Regions from separate parts of the Homo sapiens genome. Here region 2 is linked to region 1. A link is a loop called in an ENCODE intact Hi-C map of the cell type or tissue named here. Cell type or tissue: heart left ventricle. All regions are shown on one strand.

What was found. A loop is a pair of places that touch in the nucleus more often than their neighbours do. Peaks named below come from ENCODE experiments on the same cell type or tissue, not always from the same donor. Only the 100,000 strongest peaks of a DNase experiment are listed, where the experiment ranks them.
Region 2: a loop joins it to region 1, with 4 times the contacts of the local background. A loop is called at or near these places in 7 of 110 quality-filtered maps.

What each region holds. Positions count from the first base shown.
Region 1 is chr15:78,856,114-78,864,113 of GRCh38, forward strand. It overlaps TRK-CTT1-2 (tRNA-Lys (anticodon CTT) 1-2), which reads left to right and starts at 4,449; the gene lies at 4,449-4,521. LOC124903535 (a long non-coding RNA gene) reads left to right here and starts at 4,750. Exons shown (of 2, transcript XR_007064727.1): 1 at 4,750-4,787; 2 at 6,561-8,000. It also overlaps the pseudogene RPL21P116. In heart left ventricle, CTCF peaks have their summits at 4,212 (motif pointing right) and 4,411; DNase peaks (open chromatin) are centred at 4,132 and 4,518; H3K4me3 peaks cover 1,312 bases; H3K27ac peaks cover 471 bases.
Region 2 is chr15:79,179,897-79,187,896 of GRCh38, forward strand. No RefSeq gene overlaps it. Among named protein-coding and RNA genes, the nearest start is that of MIR184, 26 kb to the right of the region's middle. In heart left ventricle, CTCF peaks have their summits at 4,676 (motif pointing left) and 4,886; DNase peaks (open chromatin) are centred at 4,685 and 6,943.

The DNA of each region.
Region 1 (8,000 bases):
ATGCTACCATATGGATGGACCTTGAAGACATTATGTGAAATAAAATAAGCCTGACACAAAAAGACAAAAATTGTATGAGTCCACCCATATGAGTACCTAGAATAGTCAAATTCATCGAGACAGTAGAATGGTGGTTACATACAAAAATTAGCCGGGCGTCGGCCTGGCACAGTGGCTCACGCCTGTAATCCCAGCACTTTGGGAGGCCGAGGCGGGCGGATCATGAGGTCAGGAGATCGAGACCATCCTGGCTAACACAGTGAAACCCCGTCTCTACTAAAAATACAAAAATTAGCTGGGCGTGGTGGCAGGCGCCTGTAGTCCCACCTACTCGGGAGGCTGAGGCAGGAGAATGGCGTGAACTTGGGAGGTGGAGCTTGCAGTGGGTCAAGATCGCACCACTGCACTCCAGCCTGGGTGAAAGAGCGAGACTCCCATCTCAAAAAAAAAAAAAAAAATAGCCAGGCGTGGTGGTGCGCACCTGTAATCCCAGCTACTTAGGAGGCTGAGGCAGGAGAATTGCTTGTACCCGAGAGGTGGAGGTTGTAGTGAGCCGAGATTGCACCATTGCACTCCAGCCTGGGTGACAGAGCGAGACTCTGTCTCAAAAAAAAAAAAAAAAAAAAAGAAAAAAAGTGGTTGTTGCAGGAGCTGATGGGGGGAGAGGGCAATGTGAAGTTACAGTTTGCTAAGCATGCAGTTTCAGTTTGGGGTGATGAAACAGTTCTGGTGATAGATAGTGGTGATGGTCACATAATAATGTGAATGTACCTAACGCCATTGAACTGTGCACTTAAAAATGGTTAAGATGGTAAATTTTATGTTATGTATATTTTGCCACAATTAAAAAAAAAAAAGAGGCTGGGCGTGGTGGCTCATGCCTGTAATCCCAGCACTTTGGGAGGCCGAGGCGGGCGGATTACAAGGTCAGGAGTTCGAGATCAGACTGGCCAATATGGTGAAATCCCGTCTCTACTAAAAACATACAAAAATTAGCTGGGCTCCCAGCTACTTGGGAGGCTGAGACAGGAGAATTGCTTGAACCCAAGAGGCAGAGATTGCAGTGAGCCAAGATCACACCACTGCACTCCAGCCTGGGCAGCAGAGTAAGACTCTGTCTAAAAAAAAAAAAAAAAAAAGGAAAAGAAAAAGAAAGAAACGCAGACACACACATACAAAAGGAACAAGGATCCAGATATCTTAGGTTTAGCAGCATTTATTTCTGAATAACAGGATCTATATACTCCTCTTGCTTTTTGATCTGAGTAACCAAGGAGTTGATTTGGTTTAAATGGCTTCATTGTGAGGACCCTATGAATTGTGTAACTGATCAGCTTTCCTTTTCCACCATGACTGCTAGAAAGCTTCGGATGAGATTTGTAGTCCACTTATACAAAAGAAGTATCCAGAACTTCTGAGTCTCTCTTTTTTTTTTTTTTTGAGACAAGGTTTCTTACTGTCACCCACTGAAGTACACTGGAGTACAATGACGTGACCAAGGCTCACTGCAGTCTTGACCTCCCAAGAGAGGCTGAGATGGGAGGCCCAAGCGATTCTCCCACCTCAGCCTCTCAAGTAGCTGGGACTACAGGTGTGTGTCACCATGCTGGGCGTGGGGGGTCTTGCTTTGTTGTTAGGGCTGGTCTAGAACTAGTAGGCTCAAGTGATCCTCTTACCTTGGCCTCCCAAAGTAGTAGGATCACAGGTGAGCCACCTTGCCTGGCCCAGATCTCATTTCTGTAAGTCTAATTGTTGGCCACATTTTAAAGTTTTATCTTTGCTTTCCTTTCTTTCTTCTTTCTCATGTACTTTTAAAAAATAACCCTTTTAATATTACAGAAGTATACATATGCATTTTAGAAAATTTGAAAATAAAGACAAGCAAAAAATTAAAAAAGTAAAACGTTCAGATTCCCACTACCCAAATAATAATATTAATATCTTAGTAAATGGCATTCTTTTTACCAAAATGAGTGATTACATTTATTCTATAACTTGCTTTTTGCAGCCAAACATCTCCACTTTCCATTACAGTAAATTTTCATCTCATCCAATATTCAAACTATATGCAAGTTTCTCCAGTTGACTCCAAAATCTCTTTATAACTAGTTTTTCCAGAACATATCCAATCTAGGATCACCTATTGCATCTGACTATTATGGCCCTTTTGTCTCTTTTAATCTAGCAAAAGTTGACCAGGCACTGTGGCTCACACATGTAATCCTGGTTCTTTTGGAGGCCGAGGCGGGTGGATCACCTGAGGTCAGGAGTTCGAGACCATGGCCAACATGGTGAAACCCTGTCTCCATTAAAAATACAAAAATTAGTTGGGTGTGGTGGCACGCACCTGTAATCCCAGCTACTCGGGAGGCTGAGGCTGAGGCAACAGAATCACTTGAACCCGGGAGGCAGAGATTGCAGTGAGCCGAGAGTGCGCCACTGCACTCTAGCCTGGGCCACAAGAGCAAAACTCGGTCTCAAAAAAAAAAAAAAAACTAGCAAAAGTCATTAAAAAATATATAATACTTCTTGAAGGTTAGTTGTCCTGGAGAATTTCCCACCCTCTGACTTTGTGTTATTGGCTCCTTATGGTGTCATTCATCTTGTTCCTCTATCCTTTATATTTCCTGTAAACTGGAATTAATATCAAAAGGCCTATGGACCTTTAGATACTAATTAATCAAAAACATTTTTTGACTAGAATAAATAATTATCATTGATTTTGTGTTGTATCACTGCTAAAGATACACTATCTATCTTGTTGAAGATTAGTAAAGCACTAGCAAAACTCAGATTAATTTCTGGATTAAGGTAATAACAACCTGAACCCGCCATCATTCAGTGAGATTGTCCTCCTTGCATCTAGTAACCTGTGTGGTGTTACTTCGACCCTGTAAATATCCAGTTCTCTACCAACTATTAACATATAAAATTAACGTAATGGTTTAACCATAATTGACAACCCTTGTTTAAAAGGATTTGCCACTGCTGGATGCGGTGGCTTACTCCTGTAATCCCAGCACTTTGGGAGGCCGAGGCGGGTGGATCACCTGAGGTCAGGAGTTTGAGGCCAGTCTGGCTAACATGGCGAAACTACATTTCTACTAAAAATACAAAAATTAGCCAGGCGTGGTGGTGCACGCCTGTAATCTCAGCTACTCAGGAGGCTGAGACAGGAGTGATCATTTGAACCTGGAGGTGGGGGTTGCAGTGAGCTGATATCGCCCCATTGCACTCAGCCTGAGCAACAGAGCAAGACTCTATGTCAATAATAATAATAATAAATGAATTTGCCAAAGTATGCTTTTCTAATCCTGCTTTTTTTTTTTTTGAGACAGGATTACACCCTTGCCAGGCTGGAGTGCAATGGCACGATCTCGGCTCACTACAACCTCGGCCTCCCACGTTCAAGCGATTCTCCTGCCTCAGCCTCCCAAGTAGCTGGGGTTACAGGCATGCGCCACCACGCCCGATTGTACTTTTAGTAGAGACGTGGTTTGCACCATGTTGGCCAGGATGGTCTCGATCTATTAACCTCGTGATCTGCCCGTCTCGGTCTCCCAAAATGCTGGGATTATAGGCGTGAGCCACCGCGCCCGGCCTTTGTTTTTTTCTTACAAAGTAGTTTCCCTCATTAACTGGGACTGTTTGGCTACTGTGAAATCACTTATTCTGGAAAACAGAATAAATCTTTATTTATTATTTTTTTTTTTAGTAGGGAGAGGCTTGGAATAATGGTCCCTTCCCACACTGAGGTTCTATCAGTCTATGGAATAAATTTTTTCACTTTTTAGTTTTGAGTGTGAGCAAACTCTACGGTATTTTCAATTACTCGCTGAGACTGCTTTAGCTTTCTAATCTCTCGTGTAAACACCATGGTATGTCTTAGTTGAACCACCGTCATGCCAAAGAAAAGAATTCCGAAAATCTCTAAGTCACACGATGCCGAGAGGCCAGCCAGCTCTGCAGCTGGGCTTTCAGTTCCAATTGTTTCCAGAGAGTGTGCAGGACATTTCTCCGCAGCCATCTTTTGCAGTGGGCCACGAGGGTGCTGAGAACCTCTCTGGTCCCCGCGCTTCAAGGGGTGGGCGCTCTGCCGGCGGGAATCTTTAGGATGAACTGGAAGCACCCCTACACTCACTCCTATTCTCCGGGCTGGAGTCGGCATCGCCTTCCTTGGCCCGCCTTACCTTTAAGGAAACGGAAAGGTGCTGACCACTAGAGGGCTGTTTATACATTTTTATTAAACAACAGAAGTTTGTGCGCACAGAATCAGACATGAAACACAAGTTTTAAAAGTCATGAAAAACTTTACCAAAAAAAAAAAATATATATATATATATATATATAAAATAGAAAAATCATTTAATACGAAATGTAATTCTTAGAACAAATCAAAACAATCTTATTCCTTTGAAAAGATCTAGGAACAACACTTTTCTCTAACTGCCCGGCTAGCTCAGTCGGTAGAGCATGGGACTCTTAATCCCAGGGTCGTGGGTTCGAGCCCCACGTTGGGCGGGTTTGTTTTGCTTTCGTTTGACCAACTTCAGGTCTCATCAACGGTAGTAATTCCACCAGTTTCAGTTGTCATCAACGGTAATAACAGACTTCAGCCCGGATGGTCTTATTTTCAAATAATTCAATACATACAAAACTACCAATACTATTTTAAAAAAGGAACAATGGGCCTGGCACGGTGGCTCACACCTGTAATCCCAACACTTTGGGAGGCCGAGGAGGGTGGATCACGAGATCAGGAGTTTGAGACCAGCCTGGCCAATATGGTGAGACCACCCCACCCCCTGTCCCCCACCCCGTCTCTACTAAAAATACAAAAATTAGTTGGGCGTGGTGGCGCGTGCCTGTAGTCTCAGCTGCTCGGGAGGCTGAGGCAGGAGAATCGGAGGCTGTGGCAGGAGAATCGCTTGAACCCAGGAGGTGGAGGTTGCAGTGAGCTGAGATCCGGCCATTGCACTCCAACATGGGCGACAGGGCAGGACTCCGTCTCAAAAAAAAAAAAAAAAAAAAAAGAACAATGAAACCAGTAAATTTCATCTTGTAAATTACACACTTAAAGGCTATCTGCCCTATAAAAGTATTTGTTGCTGAGTGGCCTGTTTAAAGGGCAGCCGAACGCCAAAGGTTAGGGGATAAGAAGACATTAAAATTCATGAAATTGTAGAGTTCATAATATTGCTGAAGTAATCTGTTAAAACGTTTGAAATGTTTATTTTTTACTTAATATTATGTGATATTGAAGATTAGTTTGGAGAACAATTCTGTATATTTTTAAACCACTATTAAGATTGCTTTAGTGATGAACGAATATGGTGGTTATTGTGAACAGGGTCTTAGAACTTTTTTATCCTTTTTTTTTTTTCTGAGTGCTTCTATGTAGATACCCTTTTTTCTTTTCTTTTTTTTTTTTTCTTTTTTTGAAACAGAGTCTCGCTTTGTCACCCAGGTTGGAGTGCAGTGGCTCAGTCTTGGCTCACTGCAACCTCCACCTCCCGGGTTCAAGCGATTCTCCTGCCTCAACCTCCTGAGCAGCTGGGACTACAGGCGCACATCACCACACCCAGCTAATTTTTGTATTTTAGTAGAGATGGGGTTTCACCATGTTTGTCAGGCTGGTCTTGAACTCCTAACCTTGTCATCCACCTGTCTTGGCCTCTCAAAGTGCTGGGATTACAGGTGTGAGCCACCACGCCTGGCCAGAAGCTCACTTTCTTTGAGCAAAACTATTATATGTTGACAGCTGCAAGTTTTTTCCTCGTCCTAAATATTTTTAGTCATTCCCAGCAATTCTCAAATGTTCTCCACAATTACTATATGTTAGCTCATCAATTCGAAATACAATTTCAGACCTTGTTAGAAAGATATTAAAAAATTTCAGCATCAGAAATGAAGATACCCAGACACCCCCATTATTACAGATGCATAATTAATCTCTACGTGATGTGAGGTGAGGTAAATTTATTTATTTATTTATTTATTTTTTTGCTGAGACAGAGTCTCGTTCTGTTGCCAGGCTGGAGTGCAGTGGTGCGATCTTGGCTCACTGCAACCTCTGCCTCCCGGGTTCAAGCGATTCCCCTGCCTCAGCCTCCTGTGTAGCTGGGACTACAGGCCCGCACCACCACACCCGGCTAGCTTTTTGTATTTTAGTGTAGACGGAGTTTCACCATGTTGGCCAGGATGACCTCGAACTCCTGACCTTGTGATCTGCCTGCCTTGGCCTTCCAAAGTGCTGGAATTACAGGCATAAGCCACTGTGCCCGGCCCGGATTTTTTCCAGAGAAGTAAACCAGGTGGGAAAAAAAGCAAATTGGTAAATTGATGAAAGGTCAATGAAAATGTTATACATTAATTTAAAATAGAAGAGCGGGGTTACTTTTGTCCCCCAAAAATTCATATGTTAAAGTCCTAACCCTCAGAGCCTCAGAATGAGATCTTATTTGGAAAAAGCTCTGTTGCAGATGTAATTAGTTAAGATGAGGTCATACTAGAGTAAGGTGGCCTCCTAATCCATTTTAACTGGTATCTTTATTAAAAAGGGGGAAATTTGGAAAAAGACACACAAACCCAGACACCAACATCTGGAAACCTGGGAGAAAGCCATGTGCAGACGAAGGCAGAAACTGGGGTAATGCTTCTACAAGCTAAGGAACACCAAATGCTCCTGCAAGCTAAGGAACGCCAAAGATTGCCAGCAAACCACCAGAAGCTAGGGGAGAGGAATGGCACAGATTCTTCCTCACAGTCCACAGAAGGAACCAAACCTACCAACACCTTTATATGGGATGTCTAGCCTCTAGAACTGTAAAATAATAAATTTATGTTTGGCAGTCCTGGGAAACTAATACAATCAGTATTCCAGTTGGGAGGTAATTTTGATTTTAAATTTTATTATTTATTATTTTATTATACCTTATATTAAGTAATTGTCATCATCTTCATTCCCAAAAAGTCTATGAGAAACAATAGTTTTTTTTGATGCAGTCCTAAATTAAGGTCAAGTGAGGAAATTAGGATCACTGAGCCTTCAGAAGTAGCATTTTAACAAGCTTAATCTTTTTTTTTTTTTTTTTTTACAGCCCAGAGGTCTTTTATTTATTTATTAACACCTGTTATGCCATGAATTCATAGGGAATAGGTTCCAGCAGCTCAGGCTCCTTCGCATTGGTTCTCACAAAGTGTGCTTCTCTGGGTGGAGCAGGCTGGTGCTTCTGTTGAACCCAGGTACCTTTCTATTTGGCTTCCTTCTTTTTCTGATCATTTTCCTTCATGTGTTTCAGGAAACTATCTCAGCTTTTAGAGTGCTTAATGTGCTCAATACGCACATTAATTCTCTTGGCAAGAATCTTGCCCTTAACTTGTGTGTTTACAACAATGCCAACAGCATGCTGGGGGACATTATAGACTCTTCCAGTTTTGCCATGGTAACACTTGTGGGGCATTCCTTTTTGAACAGTACCCATTCCCTTGATGTCTACAATATCACCTTTCTTATAGATTTGCATATACGTGGCCAAAGCAACAACTCCATGTTTTCTAAAAGGCCTAGAGAACATATATTGGGTGCCTCTCCTCTTTCCCTTTGTGTTCGTCATTTTGGCGAATTACTGGAAGATGGCGGTTCCGGCTGAAAGGAACAAGCTTAATCTTAATGGATATTTTTTCTTATTTTGGCTGATGATTCATTATGTTGAGTAGTGACTTATTACTATTTGTACTAAAAAATGCAAAGATATACAACGTCAAATACATTTTATTCTCCCATGGAACTCATATTTGAAGATGTTATGTTCAATTAATCTATAAATGAACACTTTAAGACAGTGTGCTAATTTAATGCAGTCCAGTTTCTTCAACAAGTAAATGGCAAAAAAAGAGACAGAGATACCTTAATGGAATGAAATGTGTGGACTTTGTTTCCATCTTGATTTGAACCAGTCATAAAGAAACATGTATGAGACAATCAGGGAATCTGAACA
Region 2 (8,000 bases), 320 kb after region 1:
ATGAGTGGCCACTGTGTTTTTGCTCATGCTCGTTGCCTTTGCTTGGAATTCCCTTTTCTCTCTGTGGCTTACCCTTCTTACCTTCAGAGGTAAATATATAGGAAGCTAAGGAAATGTCAGTGCACAGCCCAAGGCCCAGGAGAGGCTTTAACAATGTGTTCATTTGGCATTAATTTTTTTTTGTTGTTTTGTTTTTTGAGATGGAGTTTCGCTCCGTCACCCAGGCTGGACTGCAATGGCCTGATCTCGGTTCACTGCAACCTCACACACTTCTGGGTCAAGCAATTCTCCTGCCTCAGCCTCCCAAGTAGCTGGGATTATAGGCATGTGCCACCATGCCCAGCTAATTTTGTATTTTTAATAGAGACAAGGTTGCGCCATCTTGGTCAGGCTGGTGTTGAACTCCTGACCTCAGGTGATCCTTCCACCTCAGCCTCCCAAAGACATTAATTTTTAAAATTTAAAAAAAAGTGCTAAAGTAAGATACTGTATTTTGACTACAGTTGGCTATGCCCACTGGCTCTTTCTACTCCATCGTCCCCTTCGTCACACCTGCTGTCATGTCTGTGGCACTGGAGGAGTCAGTAACATTCATACTGTGGTACAATGGCTGGCCTAGCCCTTCAGGGCCCTGGCACCAGCGGTCTGGCAAGGAGCAGGGTGTGGAGAGAGTATTCCTGGAAGCCCCTCCTACACTCGAAAAGGCTCACAATAACTTAACTCTAAATCGAATTGATGGTGAACCTCACTAACACAAGCTAAATGTTCCCCCAACTCAAGTTCTCCTTGGCTAGAACCCAAAATGCACAGGTCAAGCCTTGCCACGTGGGCTCATGGTATTTTAAGGAGCCTAAACACATTTTCTTTTTTTAAAGATAGAAGAGAAATTCAAGTACAAGATACAAAAACTTCATTTAAAAAAGGTGAATAAGCTCAAACATGTCATTATAACTACAGTTTGGGAAGACATGTTGGAATGTTTCTGTAAAACAAGAGAGAAATCACAGACTCCTGGTTAGGACATACTTGATGGAAACCTTTTTTTGGATATCTTTAGTTTATTAAAGAACTGAGAGAATATTCAAATACAAATTAATGAAATTTGAAACAAAAGCTATAAAGATAAGCAACAAAATTATTCTGTCATCAAGGAGTGAATTACACACATATTGTATATAATTTATTAAGAGGAGATGAACTTTAAATATAAGTAATGGGTTGGTTCTTGGATGGTTTGCTTATCCAATTAATGAAGAGGAGAAAATCATATGAATATATTTATAAAAGATTTATATTTCTTGCTGATTTGGAATGAATCAACATTGACAAAGATAACATGAAACCTACAATATGCTGCTACCACAAGTACATTGGTGACCAGGTGTTTAGTGAGTGCCATCAATTTAAAGAGAAATTATTGCAAAAGAAACCTGAAATGCCTTGAAATCTTGCAGTTTTTATATAAAAGATCCTTGATCCTTGATTTGAGGTTTTCCCAAATTGATAACAATCCTAAAAATTGTTTCTACAAATAATAAATTGTGAAATTATCAATAAATATTTTTTACTGATCTACCTGTGAAATGAAAGACTTATTTTAATGTTGTATTTACAAGAAAAGGTGGCATTACAAATTATTATCATATCAGAGGCTATCAAAGATTAAACAAACAAAAATACATATTGTAGAAAAGCATTTTAGAGGCAATTCAGGAATATTAATAAAAACGTTATTTTTCTGACTTTCTTGAGCTTGGTAATATTTTCAGTTTTAAAAATTGTAATTTGGGCCGGGCACAGTGGCTTACGCCTGTAATCCCAGCACTTTGGGAGGCCGAGGCAGGCGGATCACTTGAAGTCAGGAGTTCGAAGCCAGCTTGGCCAACATGGTGAAACCATGTGTCTACTAAAAATACAGAAAAATTACCTGGGCATGGTGGTCAGCACCTGTAATCCCAGCTCCTCAGAGGCTGGGGCAGGAGAATTGCTTGAACCCGAGAGGCGGAGGCTGCAGTGAGCCAAGATCACACCATTGCATTCCAGCCTGGGCGACAGAGTGAGACTCTGTCTCAAAAAAAAAAAAAAAGTAATTTGTTCTGATTTCTTTTCTCATTCTAAATTAATATTAGATTTTGTACTCGATTTTGGTTTTGTATCCTTTTGTTTAGAGAGGCTTCTACTTCCTCTTGCCAGCGCACGTGCACACACGCACACGTGCACACCACTGAGTAAGCTTCAGTTTCCAAAGAAACTGGAACTGCCCAAGCTCACCCTTTCTGATTCTAGGCCACTGTCACTTCCTTGGGTCTTCCCTGACTCCCTGGTAGAGGATAGTGTCCTCAGCTCTGGGCTCCCACACGACAACGAGGCAACTCTCTCATTGCTCGCTCACGTGGTATTGTGTGTATTCGTTTCTGCCTTCCCCAAGGGCAAGAACTTTACCTGGTGAATCTCTTTAGCTGTACCCAGCTTGGGGGCTGGCCTTGAACACACACATTTAAGAATGTGGGAGTCTTGGGGGAGAGAGCCCCATGGGTAAATGATGACAATCCTTGGTGCCCATGGCATCCGCACTGTGCACACTGCCTCCCTTCAGCCTCCGCCCCTCTGACTTCCGGGAATCTTCATGTAATTTTTCTTTGCTTTTCTTTTTCCCTCCCTCCCTCCCTCGCTCCCTCCATTCCTTCCTTCCTTCCTTCCTCCCTTCCTCCCTCCCTCCTTCCCTCCCTCCCTTCCTCTTTCTGTCTTTTCTTCCTTCCTTCCTTTCTTTCTCTTTCTTTCTTTCTTTCTTCCTTCCTTCCTTTCTTTCTCTTTCTTTCTTTCTTTCTTCCTTCCTTCCTTTCTTTCTCTTTCTTTCTTTCTTTCTTTCTTTCTTTCTTTCTTTCTTTTCCTCCCTCCCTCCCCTTCCTTCCTTTCTCTTTCTTTCTTCCCTTTCTTTCTCTCTTTCTTTTCTTTCTTTCTTTCTTTTTCTCCCTCCCTCCCTTCCTCCCTCTTCCTTTCTTTCCTTCCTTCCTTCCTTTCTCTCTCTCTCTTTCTTTCTTTTCTTTCTTTCCTTCCTTCTTTTTCAGAGACAAGGTCTTGCTCTGTTGTCCAGGCTGGAGTGCAGTAGCATGATTATAGCTCACTGCTACCTCAAATTCCTGGGCTCAGGTGATCCACCCACTTCAGCTTCCCGAGTGGCTGAGACTACAGGTGTAGGCCACCATGCCAGGATATTCTTCAAAAATTTTTTTGTAGAGATGGGGTCTCACTATGTTGCCCAGGCTGGTCTCAAGCTCCTGGGCTCAAGCAATCCTCCCACCTCATCTCCCAAAGTACTGGGATTGAAGGTGTAAGCCGCAATTCCCAGACTTTGTGTAATTTTTTTCTTCTCTCCTTGCTCTCTGGAAAAGATCAGATACTCACTCGCTCTGGGATTCAAATGTCTAATTTTAGATTAAAATATGTGGCTTCCCAGAGGTTTTAGTTTTACCATGGGAAAAGTCTTCAGCCCCAAATATTGACACTCTTAGTGGTGAGCTTGCAGACATGGTGAATTGGGGAGGGGTTTGGGTCCCAGGCAGCCTCCTGCCTAATCCAGGTGTCAGGCTTCCTGGGGTCTGTGGAAGGTTGACTGGTGTCAAGGAGATCAGGCTGGGGATGTCCAGGGAGTCTATAGTGGGAAAGAGGGAGGGAGGAGCTGAGTATGAATGAAGGGATGGAGATGTGTACCCAAGAGACAGAGGCAGTGAGTGGACCACAAGGAGAGGCCTGGGTCAGGGGTGCTCTGGGGGTACCCATAGTTTTCCTGCTTATTTCTAGATTCCCCTGGAGAGACTGGAAGACCAAGATAATCTTATCTGTGAGAAAATCTGGTTCATTTTTCTCTCTTAAACAGATCATTTGAGCCTCAGTTTTCTCATCTGTAAAATGGGGAGGTAATCCTTACACACAGTGACAAAGTTGGGAGAGGCAGATTAAATAACAGATGTGACTGCACTGAACATACACAGGGCTAATCCCTGGTGCAACGTAGGTGCTCCATTATTGTGCATGGCTGACGCTGTGAAGGAGCCCGCATCTGAAGTCAGATGTGCTTGAATCCCAGCTGGGCTTGAATCCCAGCTCTGCCCTCCTGGCTGGGGGTCTCTCCAGCCTCTCTCCTCTTATCAGCACCATGTGCCTTTGCCAGTTTGGAAACACTTGAGTGTTTGAAGCCACAAAGATACCTAGAGTAGAGTTGTGTGGAATTCCTGATCAGGGATTTTCAAAGTATTTTAGGCACATAACCCTTTGTTTGAATGAAATTATACATTGAAGCTTAGTGTGTCAAACAGGTAAAATGGGGCTGGGCTCGTGGCAGCACAGAGTGAGGGGCTCAGAGGCTCTGCTCACTCGGAGGCCTGAAGACAGCCTCTGTGTCTTCCCCAAGAAACCTCCCCAAGCAACTTCCGCTACACCCAAAGTTCCATTGTTGGAAACTGATTCTAGTCTAAATGCCTTACTTGTGGTTGGACAAGGGAAACAGGATCATGGACAAGGAAGATAATTGTCCAGGATAACTCAAGAAGTCCTTTGCTTTCTCTTGGACTCAGTTTCCCCATCTGTAATCAGGAGACGAACTGAGATCTCCCCTATTTTCAAGTGCTTTCTGGCTGTAACTCCAGTCTAATGCATGATGCAAGCGCCACCTGGTGGTGAGAAAGGGCCCTGGCAGCTGGAGAGAAACCCTGCTATTATTTCTCCAGGTTTAGGCAAATGTGAGCTTTTACGCAAATGATCCCACCTTCGGCCAGAGTGCTGCCTGTCAGGATTATAGGGCTTTCAGGCTCCTTCTCCTATTCCTCATGCTCTCACACTGAAAGGAGCATCAAGAAGCCCAAGAGAGGTATCAGAGGCAGCTTGAAAATATTCCCCTGGCTCTGCCACTAACTCCTGTGTGATCTTGGCCATCCAAGTCCTTTCCCCTCTCTGGGCCTCAGCTCCTACATCTGCAACCTGAGGGGGTTAGGTGAATCCAGGGTTCTTAACTTGAGATCTATGGATCCATGGCTGGGAATTCTGTGAAACACTTGAAATTTTAAGAATTTTGTGTGTGTGTGTGTTTGTACAAGGTATAATTATGCAGTTCTGGAGGGGAAGAGTGGAGCTTTAATTGCCTTCTTAGAGAGGGCTGTTCCTCTGAAAGCGTTCTCTGGTCTAGATGAGCTCTGAGGGCAACCAGGGCCCAGGAATTCTAGGAGCTTCCCCTTTGGAATGCTTGTTCACTCAGACAACCCGGAGGATTTACATTTGGCAGATGCATCCAGCTCGACAGTGGCGTGGAGACGTGCTAAGAGGGCCGGAGGAAAATGAAAAGCAAAAGCTCTCCAGGTACATGCATTCGACGGCCAAGGAGATGCTCCTCAGTCCCCAGCAGCCCTGAGTCAGGTAGGGACCAGAAGCTGGTAGCTGAGCCCTGGAACTCTGCAAACCTCCACCAGCTGAGGGCGCTGTCTGGGCCGGCCTTCCTTGCTTGCTTGCTTGCTTGCTTGCTTGCTTGCTTGCTTGCTTCCTTCCTTCCTTCCTTCCTTCCTTCTTCCTTCCTTCCTTCCTTCCTTCCTCTCTCTCTCCTTCTCTCTCTCTTTCTTTCTCTCTCTCCCTCTTTCTCTCCTTCTTTCTCTCCTTCCCTCCCTACCTGTTTCTCTCTTTCTTCTTTCTTTCTTTCGACAGGGCCTTGCTCTGTCGCCTAGGCTGGAGTATAGGGGCATGACCATGGCTCACTGCAGCCTCCACCTCCCAGGCTCAAATGATCCTCCCACTTCAGCCTCCCAAGTAGCTGGGACTACAGGCGTGTACCATCATGCCCAGCTAATTTTTTAATTTTTTTTTTTTTGTAGAGACAGCGGTCTCCCTATGTTGCCCAGGCTGGCCTCGAACTCCTGGGCTTCAGTGATCCCCCTGCCTTGGCCTTCCGAAACACTGGAATTACAAGTGTGAGCCACTGAGCCCAGTCTGCCTGGGCTTTCTTGCCTGGATAGGCTCACCGTGGTCCCTGGGGAACTTCAAAGACAGGAAGAACAACTGGCAGAACTGGGAGGACGCTAGTCCCCATGATGCGGCCTCTTCTAGGCCACAGAGATGGTCTTGTTGTCCCACCCTCACTCTTAAAGCCCCATTTGCTTTCGGAACCACTGCTTTCTGCAAAGCATCAAGCAGTAGGTGAAGGAGGAGGAGAAAGGCATTAGCCCTTGGGTCTCTAATCTGTGCCAGGTACTGTGCTAAGTATTTTACCATAACGAGTTCATCTGATCCTCACAATAACCCTGGGAAGTTGGATTACTCCCATTAGATATTTGCAGACTTTGAGGCTCAGAGACATTTACTGACTTGCCCCAAATCATAAAACCTGTAGATGGCTGGGCTGGGTTTTAATCATGTCTTGCAGCATGTGCAGGATTTGGAGAGGTTTCCCAAAAGTGGCTCTCAGGGCTTCAGGAGGCCTTCACACCTCAGACCTGGGCTGGAGGCACGGTAGCTCTCGGATGCTGATGCTGCTTCCAAGCAGGCAGATTTAGCGATTGCCCCAGCGATTGCCCCAGCGATTGCCCCAGCTGGCCTTCAGACTCGGTTTGGAGGTCTGAAGACAGCCTCTTTGTCTTCCCCCAAGAAACCTCCATTTGCCCCCCATCAGCTAAAATTGCCCATTTCTTCTTTATTTTTGCTATTTGGATTTCTCTTTTCCTGGGGTGGTGATGGTGACCCAGAATCTGACCCTGACACTCCCTGGACCACACCCTGCTCTGCTCTGTTGCTGGGCTTGGGAATCACCCATGCGGAAGTCCACACCTCCCCTCCAGGGCCTTCAGACTGACAGTTTTCAGGGACCCCTCCCTACACGGTACAACAGGATCACACCTGCCTGAGAGCTGGAGTTTGCACAAGCCTGGTGCCTGCCCTCCCTGTGCTCCGGGCCCACCGGCCATGGCAGCTGAGGGGAGACTGGCTGCCGCCACTCACCTGGCTTGACCTCCCTGCCAGCCTTCGCACTTGGGGCTTCCCTGGGCATTTGGGAAACCATCGAGCTTTTGGATGTCATGCTTCTTTTTGCACATGGGACCTGAGGGAGCCAGGGCCCTGGACATGCCCCGCATTTCTGTCTAGAAGAGAGTCTCCCAATCCCCTTACCACCACTTCAACAAGCATTGTGACTGGGTCTGATACTACCTGTCCCTGCCCTCCGCCTCCCCTCCCCTAGTCACTGCTGCCACCAAATCATCTTATGTCCATATTGGACTATGAAGACAGTCCATTACGATGAAGTTGATTCATTCACATGTTCCACATATATTCACTGAGCACCGACTGTATGCCAGTATGTCCTCTGCTCAGGATACATTCTTGTTCTGTTTATTTTTGTATTGTCATGCTTAGTGCAGGTCTGGACACACAGTGTGCATTCCCTGCATTTGCTGAGTAAATGAATGAATGGCTGAATATTGGACTTGTAGCCGACTGAACCCTTTTAATCATTGTTTCTAGATGCTGCTCTTAAATATCTGCCATCCTGAATATTGTTGTAGTCGCTTCATTGAAATGACAGGCAGGATTTTAACTTTGTCCCCAACAAATGTAACATGCTCGTACCAGGTGTCTTTCTGTCCCTCCAGACCCACTGTCACCTTTTTCCACCCCGCTTTCTGCCCCAGAAACTGACCTGTATGGCCAGGCTCACCCATTCTTGCGCTTCTTGTTGGGTTTGGCCAATGGGTGCTCCAGCTGGAATCAGAGAGAGGGTGGGGGTGTTTACTCCGCTCACTTCCTCCCAGGGTGGTCACCTGTGTCCTTCAACCAAAGGACACTGTTTCCCTTGGTGGCCTCCTTTCTATGCTTCTCTCTCCCTCTGGGTTTTAACAACTGCTTCCTCCCCTCGGCCCTTAGGCTTAGGAGTGGTAATGGCTTTGCAATTGCTACCCTGGGTTATAGCACTATCTTCAGATTCTTTAAATCTCAAGCACACCTTTGTAAATAGTCCCTTTAGA